Linked DNA regions of Homo sapiens: region 1 is linked to region 2. Evidence: read pairs that join two places in POLR2A ChIA-PET (ENCODE). Cell type or tissue: GM12878. All regions are shown on one strand. Each heading gives the region's core, and the rest is flanking DNA. Links, peaks and the distances in the headings are about the cores only.

The links. ChIA-PET counts read pairs that join two places held together with the same protein. Peaks named below come from ENCODE experiments on the same cell type or tissue, not always from the same donor. Only the 100,000 strongest peaks of a DNase experiment are listed, where the experiment ranks them.
Region 1: POLR2A ChIA-PET joins it to region 2 with 8 read pairs; 2 of 35 experiments call an interaction of 5 or more read pairs at or near these places.

The regions. Positions count from the first base shown.
Region 1 is chr6:13,984,728-13,992,878 of GRCh38, forward strand. No RefSeq gene overlaps it. Among named protein-coding and RNA genes, the nearest start is that of RNF182, 64 kb to the left of the region's middle. RefSeq lists cis regulatory regions at 2,556-3,178, 4,939-5,039, 7,891-8,151. In GM12878, for the core only: no CTCF peak of the experiment used is centred there; no DNase peak of the experiment used is centred there; H3K27me3 peaks cover 422 bases.
Region 2 is chr6:14,104,831-14,112,981 of GRCh38, forward strand. LOC105374939 (a long non-coding RNA gene) reads left to right here. Exons shown (of 3, transcript XR_926500.3): 3 at 2,208-2,454. LOC124901265 (a long non-coding RNA gene) reads left to right here and starts at 3,933. Exons shown (of 2, transcript XR_007059464.1): 1 at 3,933-4,408; 2 at 5,316-6,978. RefSeq lists a cis regulatory region at 3,798-4,585 and an enhancer at 4,222-4,361. In GM12878, for the core only: no CTCF peak of the experiment used is centred there; DNase peaks (open chromatin) are centred at 4,411 and 5,331; H3K4me3 peaks cover 2,326 bases; H3K27ac peaks cover 3,167 bases.

The DNA of each region.
Region 1 (8,151 bases), core at 2,329-6,328, 120 kb before region 2:
GCCACCTTCCTCCACACCTCCTGTACACACACACGCTTTATATTTCAGGAAACAAAGCTCTGTGAAAGAGAACCACATTAGTCTTCCACTAGCTGGGGATTATCCATTTAAGTATTATTTTAAAATATTTTTGTGATGACTAACAACTACATTTATGACTTCTTGTAGAACAATGGATTCGGCTGCTTGTCTCAGAGGTAATTGTGCCCTCTTTTGCAATATTCACCATAGCTGAGCAATGGAGATTTTTCCTAGCTAAATGATGGAATGGTTGTTGACAGTGATTCCATTTGACGGTTTTTTGTGTTTTTTTTGGTTTTGTTTTGTTTTTGTTTAGACGGAATCTCGCTCTGTCGCCAGGCTGGAGGGCAGTGACGCAATCTAGGCTCACTGAAACCTCCGCCTCCTGGGTTCAAGTGATTCTCTTGCCTCAGCCTCCCTTGTAGCTGGGACTACAGGCATGTGCCACCACACCCAGCTAATTTTTGTATTTTTAGTAGAGACAGGGTTTCACCATGTTGGCCAGGATAATCTCAATCCCCTGACCTCGTGATCTGCCCGCCTTGGCTTCCCAAAGTGCTGGGACTACAGGCCTGAGCCACCACGCCTGACCTGATGTGATTTTTTTTTTTTCCAAGAGATTCCAGTTTGAACTGTGTATTTCTATGGTTAAATTTACTGTCATTACAAATTTTATTGTTGGTTAGAATTTTAAAAATTATGAAATTATTTCTAGCCTATAATTTGACCAACTCTTAATCACCAGTTAAGAGGGAATAAACAATATGCCCTACTTTTGTGGGATTTTTCTGTTGCCAGAGTGGAGAACGGAGAAGTGGTCATTGGGAGACCAAAGAATATTAAATTCTGTCCTTGAAACGGGAGGAAGGTGGCACTGCTAATTACCAGACTTTTGATATAGTTTGGATACTTACTTGTCCCCCGAAACCTCATGTTAAATATTTGATCCCAATGTTGGAGGTGGAGCCTAACAAAAGGTTTGAGTCATGGGGTGGATCCCTCATGAATGGTTTGGTGCCGTTCTTCTCCTGCTAGAGGGTGAGTTCTTGCTCTGTTAGGTTCCCCAAGAGCTGGTTGTTAAAGGAGCCTGGCACTTCCCCCTTCTCCCTTGCTTCCTCTCTGGCCATGTGATCTCTGCACACACAGGCTCCCCTTTGCCTTCTGTCATGAGTGGAAGCAGCCTGAGGACTTCACCAGAAGCTGAGCAGACACTGGTGCCATTCTTCTTGTACAGCCTACAGAACTGTGAGCCAAACATATCTCTTTTCCTTATACATTACCCAGCCTCGGGTATTCCTTTATAGTAATGCAAAAATGGATGAAGACAACCCTCTTTCCTACTTACAGCTTTATATCCCAAATGGGAACCTTGCCAAAGTTTTTGATACGAAACCTAAAGATTCATTATTTTAACTCAAATATTGACTACTTATGATGCATAACATATAAATATTTCTTGATTCTTTGACAAGATATCCATACATGTCACAACTCATTGGAAGGATATAAAGACAAGTATAATGTTTCCAAGGTGTATCTGATTAAAGCAGTAGTTTCAAAATATATGACATAAAACATGTCTCAGTAGCTGGCCCAGGAAAGGAGGACTTCCTGGCTGTGCCTGCTCAGAAGCTGTGCCTATGCATCTTTCTTTTAGAGATTCTCATGAGTGTTGCTGCAGGAAAGGGCCTGAGAAGTCATTTGGTTAAAGAAACTTATTTAGCAGTCCAATCCAATGTTTCCCCCAAACTATGTAACCATGGAAATCTTTCTCAAAACATCTATTAATATTTTGTGGAATTAGTGTTCTGTGGAGCATATTTTGTGAACTCTGCAATACAGAATTGATAAAAGTCATAATATAGAATCTGAAGGCAGACAGAAATCACGAAACCAGTGCATGAATCTAAAAGGCAGTCAAAAAGTCACAATTAGGCAGTGCATCCCAGGAGAGTGGCAAAGTGCAAAGGGGCAAAGGAACAGACCACCAGGAGCATGGATAGTGAAGGAGTATTGATCCCTACACTTGTTCCCAACATAAAACAATTTACAATGAACAATTCTTGTCAGACTTTCATGGAATGACATATTCAAGCTTTGTCTCTAGCCCCTACTAAATATCTAAATATATGTAGAAGGAGATTTCAAGTGGAATAATTAAGTGCTAGTTATTTTTTGAGCCTATGAAACTTCCACAGCTAATTCTCAGAATAGACCTAATATTCCAACTGTTGGAAAACATGTACCAGATTTTTAAAGTTTTGGTCATTGAACGTTAGGGCTGGAAAGATTTTATATATCAGAGGCCAACTGCCTTGTTTTAAATTATCAAACCAACACGTAGACACTGCCTTGTTTTAAATGATTAAACCCACACTTATAAGCTGCCTTGTTTTAAATGATGAAACCAACACTTAGAAATGATCCCTCTCACAAAGGCGAGAGATAGGTTCTAATAAGGACCACTGAAGTCCCAGTCTGCTTTTTACCCTACACTCCCCTGTCTCTTTGTCAATAGCCGTCAATTTATTTTTCCCACATGGGTTACTGAATTTTATGGACAACAAAATATGCAGTGGGACAGAGATTATTTTATGCTTAGAAGCTATGTCTAGCTACAAAAATATGTAATGAGGATATGAAATAATCACCTACATTCTTCAACATCCCATTTTGTTCTCGAGAAGTAAGGTCAAAGCATGTGAGAAGTGAAAACTTATTCATAAGCAGACACAGAGCTTTATCATATACAAGCAGACGGCTGTAGTCATTAGGGAAAGGAAGAGCGTTGAGGTGAGAGGTCAGTACTTGAGTGACAAATGATCAGAATCAGGAGGCTTTCACATAATCTTTCCTTACCCTGTGCAGCACCCTAATCTAGACCCTTACCTGGATAGTTGCAATCATCTTTGAGGCAATTTTACTGCATCGTGTAAAGAGCACCCTATGACATTCTGACCTCCTCGGTACCTGGGATCATGATCAGATCCAGGAAGATGATGTTTGCATGCCCTGCTCCCTCAGTGCATGGACCTCCACTCTGGTGATGGGTCCCGACGCCGTCCTCTCACTCACTCGCTCTCATCACCCATGCATGCTCTCGAGTGGCTTGCGTTTTGGCTTTTACAACTTCACTGAAACTGCTTTCTCAGAGGGACTGATAGCTCTTCAAAAAAGTAACTTCTATTTTTATTAAAATTGTACATCTTCATGGTATTAAAAGTTACATAGTATTAAGCACTTTTAATGAAAAACAGGTGCCTCTGAACCATCCTTCCCTGTCCTCCTAAGGGCAACCACTTTCTACTCTTAAATATTTCTTTCTCTTTACTTCCATATTTCTGAAAATTGTACTTATATGATAATTTCTTAATTTTTTTTCAATTTTAGCCATTATCTATCGATATTCTATTGTGGAAAATGACTTAATTTTCTTATGACCTTCCCTACACACACACACACACACACACACACACACACTCTTTCACTTCTTACATGTTCCCAATATAATTATATCACAATTCTTGGTAAAATCAACATTTGGTGTTTAGATTGTTATGACTATCTAATATCACTCATAGCTGAGGTTCTAGTGTATTGTGAATACATTTTCTTTCATATACAACTTTTTGTTTTCCCTGGAATTAATTGCCTCATTTTAGAATTTGCTTAGTTTTCTTTGTATGTATAACTGAAGCATCCCCAGAGTCTATGATTATTGAAGAAACCTTTCCTTTCTGTCAAACGTGATAGATAATGTGCCAGTTTACTCTCATGGCGACAGCCCTCCTGGAGCCCTTCACTCTCTTGATTTAATCCAGATTAGTTACTTTCTGCACAGCTGCCAGCCACGCATCCTGAGAATTCTCTGATCCCCTTTTCTTGAGTCCCTTGCCGTCTTTTGCTAGGTTTATTCATTTTTTGACAAGAAAGCACATTCTCTACTAGCTTGCTGGGAGAAAAAGATGCATGGAGGTAAAAATGCTAAGACCCTGCATGTCTGAAAATATCTTTCCGTCTACAGCTATACCACTCTGAACGTGCCTGATCTCATCTCAAAATGTCTTTCCTCTAGCCCTAAGCTTGATCGATGATTTGGTTAGAAATCATCTTCCCTCATTGCTTTGGTGCCTTTCAATCCCCACTTTGCTGCAGAGGAGTTATTTAGCATTCTAATCTCTGATTCTTCGTATGTCTTTTTTTTTTTTTTTCCATTTTGAAAACCATTAGGGTCTTCTTTTTTCTCCACAGTGTTCTAAAAGTTCACAATGAGCATTGTAATCTCTGATTCTTTGTATGTCATTATTTTTCCATTTTGAAAACCATTAGGGTCTTCTTTTTATCTACAGTGTTCCACAATGTCGCAATAAAAAAATTAGTGTGCAGCTGTTTTCCCCCATTTGTTTTACTAGGGACTCAATAGGCCCTTTCCATTGGGAAGCTCATGTCCCTCAGTTCTAGAAATGTTCTTGCATTTTAAAAATTTTTTTAATTTTTTTACAAAATAGCTTTCTTTATGTTTCCTTTCTTCTTGTTTCTGGAACTCCTGCCCATCAGCCTTTGAACCTTCTGAGTTGATCCTCTGAGTTTCTTATCCTGTTTCTCATCTTTCATGTTTAATCTGATTTCAGAGAATTTACCTCAAATTTATCTATCAACATTTCTCTTTAACTTTATCATGCTTGCCATCATTTTTAATTTCTTAGCGTGCTTTCTTGTCCTCTGAATGTTTCTTTTGTTGTTGTTTTTTAAATGATACTCTCTTCTTATTTCTTCTCATTCTTTTGTGAGAATATTAATTTTAGAGTTTTTATGTGTTCTTTTGCTCCCTGCGCTATTTCCTCTGAGTCATATTGTCTGTTTATTTTGGTCCCTATCTTTCATGGAGACGATCCTTCAAGTATCTGATCTTTAGCTGTCTTTTCAGTTTAGTGAGGAGCTAAACAAACTAGTCGGAAGCTGTGTATGCATGGCTGGGGCTTGTCAACTGATGGGCCTCCGGGGAGGTGTCTCCTGTTTTATTGGCAGATAACCAATTCTCAATCCATGTAGGTCTTTCTTTTATATTGACGAATCTCACCACAGAGGATAATCCTCGCTGCCAGTGTCTTGGAAGCTGAAGGAAGGAGGATGTCAGACTCCCTTCTCAATATGCAGCCTGTCATTGAATACCTTTGTTTTCAGCAGGGCTCATTCCACCCTCAGGTGCATGTGGTGTCTCTGAGGACAGACATTCTCTGGTCTTCAGCAGGGCAGGGGAGGAGCAGTTGCCAGGCTTCATGGAGGAATAGACAAGGGGATCTGGGAGGCGAATTTTCTGGGTGCCAACTCTCAATGGCCTGGTCCTCTCCAGAGTCACAGGTAGCTGGTGTCTTTAATTCTCCAGCTTTTCCAAGGTTGTTCTGCAAGAATTAGCTTACCCTTCCTCTCCTCCCTGCCTTTCCACTTGCTCCTGCTGCAGGCTTGGGGGCAACTTGCGGTAAAATATATGCCTACTACATTTATTGGCTGTAGTGATTCAAAATAAGCTCCCATGGGTTCCAGAAATGTTAGAACTTTTTCTTCTAATGTATACACGCGATGCAGTGAGAGTTAAAAATGTTCCCAAAGCACATGCAGTGCCATATACCCATTCTACTTGGAGCATGGATGGGTTCACTTGGAGTTCAGAATTGCAAAAGAGACACACATCCTCAGTAGCAATCTCACCAAAGAGAGAGATTCTTTATCAATGGCTGTTAATATCATCTCACTACATTAGGGTGTGAAAAATGTGCAGGGGAGTCTGGTAGATTTGTTTTCCAACTCGCTCTAACATTTCCTATATTTAATGGAGACATGGAAAAATGGTCACTGGCTTAGAAGTTATTTTTAATGGAATTTGAATAACCATGAGCAGAAATCATTCTCTGTTTTAACTTAAGTCTAATAAACATGTCATGGTCCTAAGGGTATAAAATAACTCTCGGGTAGAAATGAGACGTAACACTTGGAGTGATTAATGATCTCATAATCTGAAAATCTCAGATCATAAAAGCCAGTGTTTTTCTTTTAAAAGGTTTATTGTGGCCAAAGTATTCATCAAAATCTATTTTGCAAGATGCTGACATTGTTCTAATATAAAATTCAGAAATAATTAAACATTTGTCAGGCATCATTTGTTTTCAATTGTGCAGGTAAATGTGGGACTAGAGTCTGTTGCGTCTGTACAAGCATCTGACGTTGGTACATCAGCCAACTACTGCATAACTTTGGGTTGTGAAATTATAACATGCTATATATTAAGGAGTAACAAACCTGAAGTGACGTGCTCTGTTGAGCAACAAAGTATTTTTCTGAACTTTTTAAGTTACTGATGGTTATGAATTGTAAATCCTCTGAAGAATGTAAGGCCTTGTTCCCTCTTCCTGTAGCATCTGTAGCATGGGAGACTTGCAAATGATAGCACTGTCAAAGATTTACTGAGCACTTACATATATTCTTAGTTCTGGGTTAACTGCCATTTTTTTTTTTTTTTTTTTTTTTAGATGGAGTCTCACTCTGTCGCCCAAGCTGCAGTGCAGTGGTGCAATCTCAACTCACTGCAACCTCCGCCTCCCGGGTTCAAGTGATTCTCCTGCTTCAGCCTCCTCTAGTAGCTAGGATTACAGGTGCCCGTTACCATGCCCAGCTAATTTTTGTTTAGTGGAGATGGGGTTTCACCATGTCGGGCAGGCTGGTTTTGAACTCCTGACCTCAAATGATCCACCCACCTCTGCCTCCCAAAGTGCTAGGATTACAGGCGTGAGCCACCGCATCCGGCCTGGGGTAACTGTCTTAAAATGCATATTTCAGTCAATCGCCATAGCAACTCTGTTGTGCTCATCTAGAGACTAAATTCAGGATGCTACCAGGTGAAAAAGAAAAGTTGTCTTTTCCCAAACACAGCTCTATTCCTTACAGGTATTTCCTTTAAGCTGTTTTATTATTATTATTATTAAAATGTATCTACTTTACATAGTACCTATAGATTCCAGTCTTTGAGAGTGGAGATACTTAACTCACATTACTTTCCACTGTCTCTTCTCTTAAATTTTATCGATTATGTTATCTGTAATTCTTCTACCAAACTGGTCGTATACTTCAACTTCAATCTAATGTCTCCATGTCTGGATGCCTCTCTTTGTTCCCTAAACTCTGATTCTGAGATCTCAGCTTTTTTTGATTTGGAATGGAAACTCTGAAAAAGGCCAAATGCTATGCTTGCAAGCAGCCTGAAGTAAATATTTTTTTAAATAAACTTTTTTATTTAGAAAAAGCTTTACACTTACAGAAAAATTCAGAAGACAGTAGAGAGAATTCCCATATACCCTACACCCAGTTTCTCTTCTTATTAATATCTAACATTGATAGGGTATGCTTATTACAATTAATGAACCCGTATTAATAAATTATTATTGAGAAAGTTCATACTCTATTTGGATTTCCTTAGTTTTGTTCTAATGTCCTTTTTATGTCCCAGGATCCCATCTAGGAAATTACATTACATTTAGTTGTCCTGTCTCCTTAGGTTCCTGTTGGCTGTGACAGATTGTTAGACTTTTTTTTTTTTTTTTTCAGTTGGAATTTCACTCTTGTTGACCAGGCTGGAGTGCAATGGTGCAATCTCGGCTCACTGCAACCTCTGCCACCTGGGTTCAAGCGATTCTCCTGCCTCAGCCTCACAAGTAGCTGGGATTACAGGCGAGTACCACCAAACCTGGCTAGTTTTTGTATTTTTAGTAGAGATGGGATTTCACCATGTTGGCCAGGCTGGTCTCAAACTCCTGGCCTCAAGTGATCCACCTGCCTAGACCTCCCAAACTGCTGGGATTACAAGTGTGAGTCACCGTGCCCAGCCAGCTTTTCTTGTTTTTCATGACTTTGGCAGATTTAGTCAGGTATTTTACAAAATGTCTCTCAACTTGTCTGATGTTTTTCTCATCATTAGACAGGGGCTATGGGTTCTTGGGAGCAAGATCACAGAGATTAAGTGCCATTTTCTTGCATCATATCATGATACAGACTATGAACGTGACTCATCATGGTTGATGGCCTGGTCATCTGGCTGACACAGTGTTTATCATATTTCTCCTCTGTAAGGCTACTCTT
Region 2 (8,151 bases), core at 2,418-6,417:
AACCCATCACCCAGCCACGCACAAGGAACTGGTCACCTCATGCTGACCCTGGCCATCAAGCGTCCTCTCCTTAAGGTCCCAGACAAGCCTGCTGCCACCAGATGTTGTATATCATGACATAAATGAGAGGTTGCATACAGACAGCCATAGGTGTGTTTGGTTTGTCTTGCAAAAGTGTTTTGAACAAAAATCAACCATTTGCAGCATTTAAGAGATTTCATATAATATCTATATCCAATCCTCTGAAAAAAAAACTTGAAAGATTTGACGTTGGTTGACATTTTCCCATTAGCAACAATTGGTGGGAGCTAAGTGGTGGCTTCTCTTAGTTGGGTGATTACTGTCCAGTTTGCCATAGTCCTCACTACTCTCTGTTGCTTTTCTTCTCACATGGTTCACATTTATTGTCAGGTAACTGGCTTTCTTTGTTCCCTCACATAACCCTTCTGGCCCTGTAGGTAACTGGATTTGCAATCACTGCTTTAGATCTTGCAAGCCTCCTCCCTCATCACCTGCTTTCATCCAAACTTCGTCAACTTGTGCCCATTTTCTCAAGCTACCCTGTTTTTGACAGCCAAAGGAGCTCTAATAGGATCAGCAAACTTATGGAAAAATATAAATGGTCCTTAAGGGTTTGATATCTTTATCAGTTAATTATACCCATGATAATGCTGCTTAAAAACCAATCACAAAATCTCAGCAGCATATAGCAGAAGGCATTTATGGAGTTCAGATAGTCAGCCCACGAGATGAAGGCTGGCTCTAGGCTGGGTTCAGATTGGGGATGGGTTGACTTTGCACCATATGTTTCTCATATTCTTCCTGGCACAAATGGGCTAGCCTGGACATGTTCTTCTCATGATGATGGTAGAGATGAAGGAGAGAAAGTGGAATTAATACACCTTGATTTCTGCTTCATTCCATGGGCAAGAAGTCACACTACAAACTGTATGAAGCACCCTTGACATAAGTGACTCCATCTTAGAAAAAAACTCCATCTTACATTTCATAGGGCACTTGCCAATAGGGACAAGATATTTTGCTTAATAAATAAATTAATAAGTAAAGACTGCAACCAACCAGATAAGGACATAAATAAGCACAATCTTCCACTATCATTCTTCACCAGAGGACACTGCAGCCATAAAAAGGGCAGGAGGAGGACTTCAGCGCTTGAAACAGTGGTTTTTTGTTTGTTTGTTTTGTTTTGTTTTGAGATGGAGTTTTGCTCTTATTGCCCAGGCTGGAGTATAGTGGTGCGATCTCAGCTCACTGCAACCTCTGCCCCATGGGTTCAAACAATTCTCCTGCCTCAGCGTCCTGAGTAGCTGGGATTAAAAGCGCGTGCCACCACGTCCAGCTAATTTTTGTATTTTTAGTAGAGATGGGGTTTCACCATGTTGGCCAGGCTGGTCCCGAACTCCTGACCTCTGGTGATCCACCCGCCTCAGCCTCCCAAAGTGCTGGGATTACAGGTGTGAGCCACCACACCCGGCTGAAACAGCTGTCTTAATCAACACTGTCTTGCTGTCACTCAAGATAAGCTCCTTGGCATCTGCCATGAAAGGCTCTGGCATCTGCCACGAAAGGCTCTACCCACATCAAAGGTGTTCCTTGCAAGACCACTGGACTGCCTGGCCCAGACCAGGAGATTCTTTTTGTCTCTGTTGCTCTTCATGGACTGGTTCATTAACCATTTTTTCCCATTTCTTTTCTCTTGATGTTAAATGTTATTTTGTTTGTTGTAGATGTTTAACCCATAACATTTATATATTGATTAGGTGTACTATTATGTATAATTTGCAATATAGAGTGACTTGTGGAGTGGCTTCAGCCTCTGTGCCTGTGACTCTGACTGCCCAGTGAACAGGAAGTGCTAACGAGAATTGCCTCCTTGGGGACCTGATGTAGCTAGTGGCTTTTGTGATTGAAATAGCATCAGTAAAAGTCTGTCAATGTGAAAAGACACAAATGTGCATGGACCTGGTTACCTCTGATCTTGCACCACTCATGAGACAAACCCAAGGTCAAGAGGTGGGGGAGTTATTCCCACCCACAGCTCAAGGGCACAGCAAATTTATAAGGCATGTGTGAGTAAAGAATTAACTCTACCCAGAGAGAGGTCTGACCTTTGCCGTTCACTACTAGGAGGTAACCCCTAGGCTCCTGGAATATCAAGACTGATAGAAATGTCTTTGTTTGTCTAGGGGCATTGGCCACTTGACAGTCTAAAAATATGATTTGCAATGGAGGCATTTGGTGGAGGTGATGTTAGCTCTGCCTTTGGAGGAACTAGAGAATCATGTCAGCCACATGGGCAGTAGTGATTGAGCTGCAATAAAAACTCTGGCCACTGAGGCTCAGGTGAGCATCCCTGCTTGGCAATATTCCATGCATATTGTCACACATCATGGCTGGGAGGAGGTACCACTGTCCATGACTCCATGAAAAGAGGATGCCTGGAACCTCCACATTGGACCTCTCTTGGACTCTGCCCTAGGCTTCTCTTCCTTAGCTGGTTTTAATCTGTATTCTTTCTCTGTAATAAATGGTAACCATGAGTATAACAGCTTTCAGCCACTTCATGAGTCCCTTCAGTGCACTATCATACTCAAGGGTGGCTTTGGGAACCCCTCAAACTTGAATTGATGTTGGAAGCGAGGGTCCCCTGACTTAACGTTTGGCCTCAACTCTCACAGCATGAAAACAAGGTGTGAAAATGAAAGCTGATAATGCAAATTGCCACAATATTTCTCTCAAGTACCTCTGTCTTCATTGATACATTAATTCAGCAAACATTTATTGAGCACCTACTACATGCCCAATGCTATTCTTGGACCTGAGACTAAAGGAAGTGAATAAGACATGGCCTCCACATTCTAATGGAGGAGAAAAAATATAAATAGGCATACAAATATGTGCGATAATGTCAGATTGAGAGAAGTGCTGTGGGGGAAAATTAAGACAAGGTACAGGGATGGTGCAGGGCTTAGATCTTTTAGATAGATGGTCAAGAGAGACTCTTCTGGAAGAGTAACATTTGAACACACTTGGGTGAAATGAATGAGGAAGTTGGGCTGTGATTCTGGGCAAGAAGTTTCTAGAGAGAGGGACAAGCAAGCTCAAAGGTGCAGCAAGAAGCATACAAGCAGGAGATTTCAGCATAGAAGTTCCTGCCTTTAAAAAAAAAAAAAAAAAAGGCAGCCTGGCATGGTGGCTCACGCCTGTAATCCCAGCACTCTGGGAGGCCAAGGCGGGTAGATCACCTGAGGTCAGGAGTTCAAGACCAGCCTGGTCAACACAGTGAAACCCTTTCTCTACAAAAATTAGCTGGGCATGATGGCAGGTGTCTGTAATCCCAGCTACTCGGGAGGCTGAGACAGGAGAATTGCTTGAACCTGGGAGGTGGAGTTTGCAGTGAGCTGAGATCACACCATTAAACTCCAGGCTGGGCAACAGAGCAAGACTTCATCTCAAAAAAGAAAAGAAGAAAAGAGAAGAAAAGAAAAGAGAAGAGAAGAGAAAAGAAGAGGCTTGCTTTACATGGTCCTTGAAGGACTGTGTTGTGCCTGTGGAGAGACTTTCCACTAAGTGCCTCAAATCAAGCCTGAGACCAATATCTCTGTGTTTTGTTTTTGTGTCACTTGCTGGATTATGCGGTTTCTTCCTCATGTTCAACAAAGGAATTGTTTCACCTCCCTCTTTCCTCCTTGGCAGAGGATGGACACTCTCTCTACAGGCTTTTAGTTTCTAAGAGAAAAAAAGAAAGCAAAGACAAAGCACGAGAAATAAGAGTTATTTCTATTTATTTGGTTCATTCGGTGAACAAACAAGCCCATAACTGGAAAGTACAGGGTGACTAAGAAGTAGCCCTCAGGGAAAAACCTGATGGGAAATTTTATTTAAAAACACAATTTACATAGCCACACTTTGGGCTTTCCTTCCAGCCCTTCTGTGGTTCTCAATGGCCCATGGGTGTTCAGGCCTTAACGCTGGGGAGTGCCGCCAGCAGTGGAGGTGTTCGCGAAGGTTCTACTGGCTTGAGGGAAGGGCTGTGGTAATGGGAACCCGAGACCTGGAGGCCAGCAGATAAGAGCTCTCCGCTGGGGAGCAGAGTCAGAAGGGGCTGAGCACAGAAGGCTTGACTCTCAGCCAGAGCTCAACAAGGGGCAGCTGCTGCGGTAGTCCGTGGGCAGGCCTAGGTTAAGTGCGTTCTTTTCACTCAAAAGCCCTTCTCTGGAAAGGAGGCTCAGAAGGCACACTTGGGGCAGAGGGGAACCCCCGCCTTCCCCTTTTACAGAACTTCCTCATCCTGCAGATCAGTCCAGCCAGGAAGTCAGGCTGGGTAGAGAGCTGGGTGCCTGGGAGTACCATGGGTTTTGCCCCCATTGCTGGCAGCAGTCATCAGGTGAGCTATTTCCAGCCTATCACAAACTTCTTTCTGCCTATTTATGATCCATTCAGCATCTGACAGGTGTCTAAGGCAGACAGCAGAAACGTGTTCACTGGCCCCCCTCCCTCGGGACTTTTTCTTAAAGGGCATGCCTTACTCTCATTTCCTTTTTCTCCTAATCCTCTCTCCTCCCCTGAATTCTCCCATCACTAGTTCTCTCCCTCCTTGTAGAACCACCTTCTGCCCCTGCATCCCAGTCCCCCCAGACCCTCAGTGAGAAACTGTGTAGAACTCCAGAGAGGCAAGCAAGGTCCACTGTGAGAAATGGTATTCAATGGCCAGGCACGGCGGCTCATGCCTGTAATCCCAGCACTTTGGGAGGCTGAGGTGGGAGGATCACTTGAGCTCAGGAGTTCGAAACCAGCCTGGGCAACATAGTGAGACACTCCCCCAGCAACTCCAGAAAAAGGAAACTGTATTCTACTGTGTAAACTTCTTGAGAATGGTCTTTTCTTATGCACCACTTACCAGCTGCTTAGTGAATGTTTAATAGTGAATTAAAACTTCCCTCTCTCCACACCCGTTCCCCATGAGTCCCTGACTTGGGAGGGGCAGGTGAGAGAACTAATAAAACATTCTAGAGCTTTCTCCCCTGGCTCCCAAACTCTGACCAGCTTCTCAAATGTCTAGGTTCACAATGTTCTGCCATGCTCTGTCAGGATGCTCTCTGAGATAAATTAAATGATGAAGCCCTGGCCGTGATGCAAATTGCAATCAGACAGGAAGGTTTGAGGGTCAGAAGAAAGGGAGAGGGACCTGGCTAGCTTTGTTCCTTGCCCAAGGTTACCAAATGCTTGCCTTGGCAGTGAGAATGCGTAACCACAATGTTTTCTAATGATTTTCGGTTTTTCTCTTTCTATAGTCACAGCAGAGAAAACATGAAGGTGACAGCCAGTGGTTTCAGAAAGGCAAGAAGCTCTTCCTCTGCATTCACCTTTCTTTTCCCTTTTCACTGAAAGCGAAGATCAACATACGGGTAAGCCCCTCTCGTACATTCGAGGAAGAACACAAGTCAGGACTCAGAGCTACTGAATTTCCACTCCCACTCCCACGCCAGACACACGCTGCGAAATACTGTCTGGTTTTTTATGATAAGGTAGCTGTAGTTAGCCTGAAAATGCTTCCTCAGGAATGGCCTTCATCAGAGATCTCTTCATACTCAGTATGAGGACATGAGGAAGAATATGCTACGTGTGAAAATACACCTTGGCGTTCAACTCTGTGGGTTAAGAAGGGGTTCCTGTGATGGCAAGCTTTTAGGTTATTGAGCAGCAGATTGGATACTTCTGTTTTTCAACAACATAGGTTTCCATGTAATATGAAAAACAGCTGTTGCAAATTTCTAGAAGTGCTGAATCCAGTCTAATAAATGCCTAGCTGCACCTGCAAGAAAGTAAGGGAATGCTGAAGGGTCAAAAATGGAGGAAGAACTATGACCAGTCTGGGTTGCCCCTGGGGCTGCTGGAGGTAAGGTTGGGGAGGACAGTTGGCCAGGCTGGGAATCCAATATGGGAATATTAATTCACTTTAGAATTTATTAAATCAAGGAGCTTAGGCTTTCATGACCAGCAGGCACACAAGAAGGGGCTTGGGCCCCAGAAGAGTAGGGAGTTGGAACTGAGACCCTGGTGTAAGGATGAACTGAAAACCATTGCCTGCTTACACAGGGAGATGACAGGGAAGCTTGCTTGAGAAAAAGAAAAAAGCTCCCCTTAAAATTAATTTATAATAATTAATGTGCCCTCTCGTGGATATGATATTTAAATTTATATTACTAGAGTGGTCTAAGACATGTCCCACCAAGAAATTAATATAAAATGCTGTCACACACCAATAATATCCTTGGGAACCTGGCTGAAATAAAAATAAAACCTTTCTGGGAGGCCGTACATCCATCCTAGGCCTCCTAGCATACCCTCATATGAAGTCCCAACTAAAGATTAACTTATAATTAAAAACTACCATACAGTCCCGGCATGGTGGCTCATACCTGTAATCCCAGCACTTTGGGAGGCTGAGGTGGGTGAATCACCAGAGGTCAGGAGTTCGAGACCAGCCTTGCCAACATGGTGAAATCCCATCTCTATTAAAAATACAAAACTTAGCCGGGCGTGGTGGTGCCCAGCTACTTGGGAGGCTGAGACAGGAGAATTGCTTGAATCTGGGAGGCAGAGGTTGCAGTGAGCTGAGATCGTGCTGCCACACTCCAGTCTGGGAGGCAAAACCAAAAAAAAAAAAAAACCCCTAAAACCAATAGTTAGTGAACAAAACAAAAAACAATATGAAACAGCCAACAACTTCAGATAAAATATAATTATCAGGTAGATTAAAAATAAGCATGTTTAAAATGAGAAGTCATAAAAGAAGTATAATAATAATAACATAACAGAATAAGACATCAAAAAGATTAGACTGAGCTACATAGGAAATCAAATATAACTCAGAAATTTAAAAATTATCATTTAAAGCTTACTATGTTAAACCAAAGATTATATATTACCAAATAAATAACTAATGAATGGAAAGAAAGATCTGAGGAATCTTCAGAAGCCTGTGCAGAGAGATGAAGAGACAGAACATGCAGAGGAAGGGCTTACTGACAAGGAGTGTGGACTGTGAAGGACCAACCATATCTATTAGATGTTCAAGACATGATAAATGAGGACTAATGAAAGTTATGAACCACAGCAGGTTAAGTAACATGAAATCCTCTACTGGACACAACACAGTATAACTAAAAGAAGACCAGTCGGGTGCGGTGGCTCACGCCTGTAATCCAGCACTTTGGGAGGCTGAGGCGGGCGGATCACCTGAAGTCAGGAGTTCGAGAACAGCCTGGCCAACATGGCGAAACCCCATCTCTACTAAAAACACACAAAAAAATTAGCTGGGCATGGTGGCACGTGCCTGTAGTCCCAGCTACTCAGGAGGCTGAGGCACCAGAATCGCTTGAACCCGGGAGGCAGAGGTTGCAGTGAGCCGAGATCACACCACTACACTCCAGCCTAGGCAACAGAGCAAGATTCCATCTCAAAAAAAAAAAAAAAAAAAAAAAAAGACCAAGTAGAAAGGCCAAGATCTTAGAAATTCTCAAAGACAAAAGCATTGCCTACAAAGGAATGAGTTATCAGGTTGTCTGGAACTTTGCAACAGCAACAACAGAAGCCAGAAGACCAATGGAATAATATGTTCAAGTGCTGAGAAGGAATAACCGTCAACTTACAACTACACTATGATTCAAGGATATGGGCAAAATAAACACTTTCACACAAAAACAGAGAGCATTTTCCACTTGAAGACCTTTGCTAAAAGAATTAACAATATACTTCAGAAGGAATTGAACCAAGAAAGAAGCAGTGAGATGTACAATATGAGATAAATTTCAACAAATATCTAATATGTAAAAAAAGACTACTTGGGGAGTATAAAAACATAGTGGAACAAGGGTACTGGTCATAATAGTAGATGAGATGGGCAGAGTTCGGGCATTTGGGCATTTTAGGGCAAAGGGTGGCAATATTAATTAACTCTAGAATTTATTAAATCGAGTATGCTTATGAAAAATTATAAAAAGTTAATCACATAAGAAGAGAAATAGTATGCATGACTTCCAAACCAGTAGAGAGAACACCACAGAATATATATTTCTATTTTTATTTTATTTTTTGAGACCAAGTCTGGCTCTGTTGCCCAGGCTG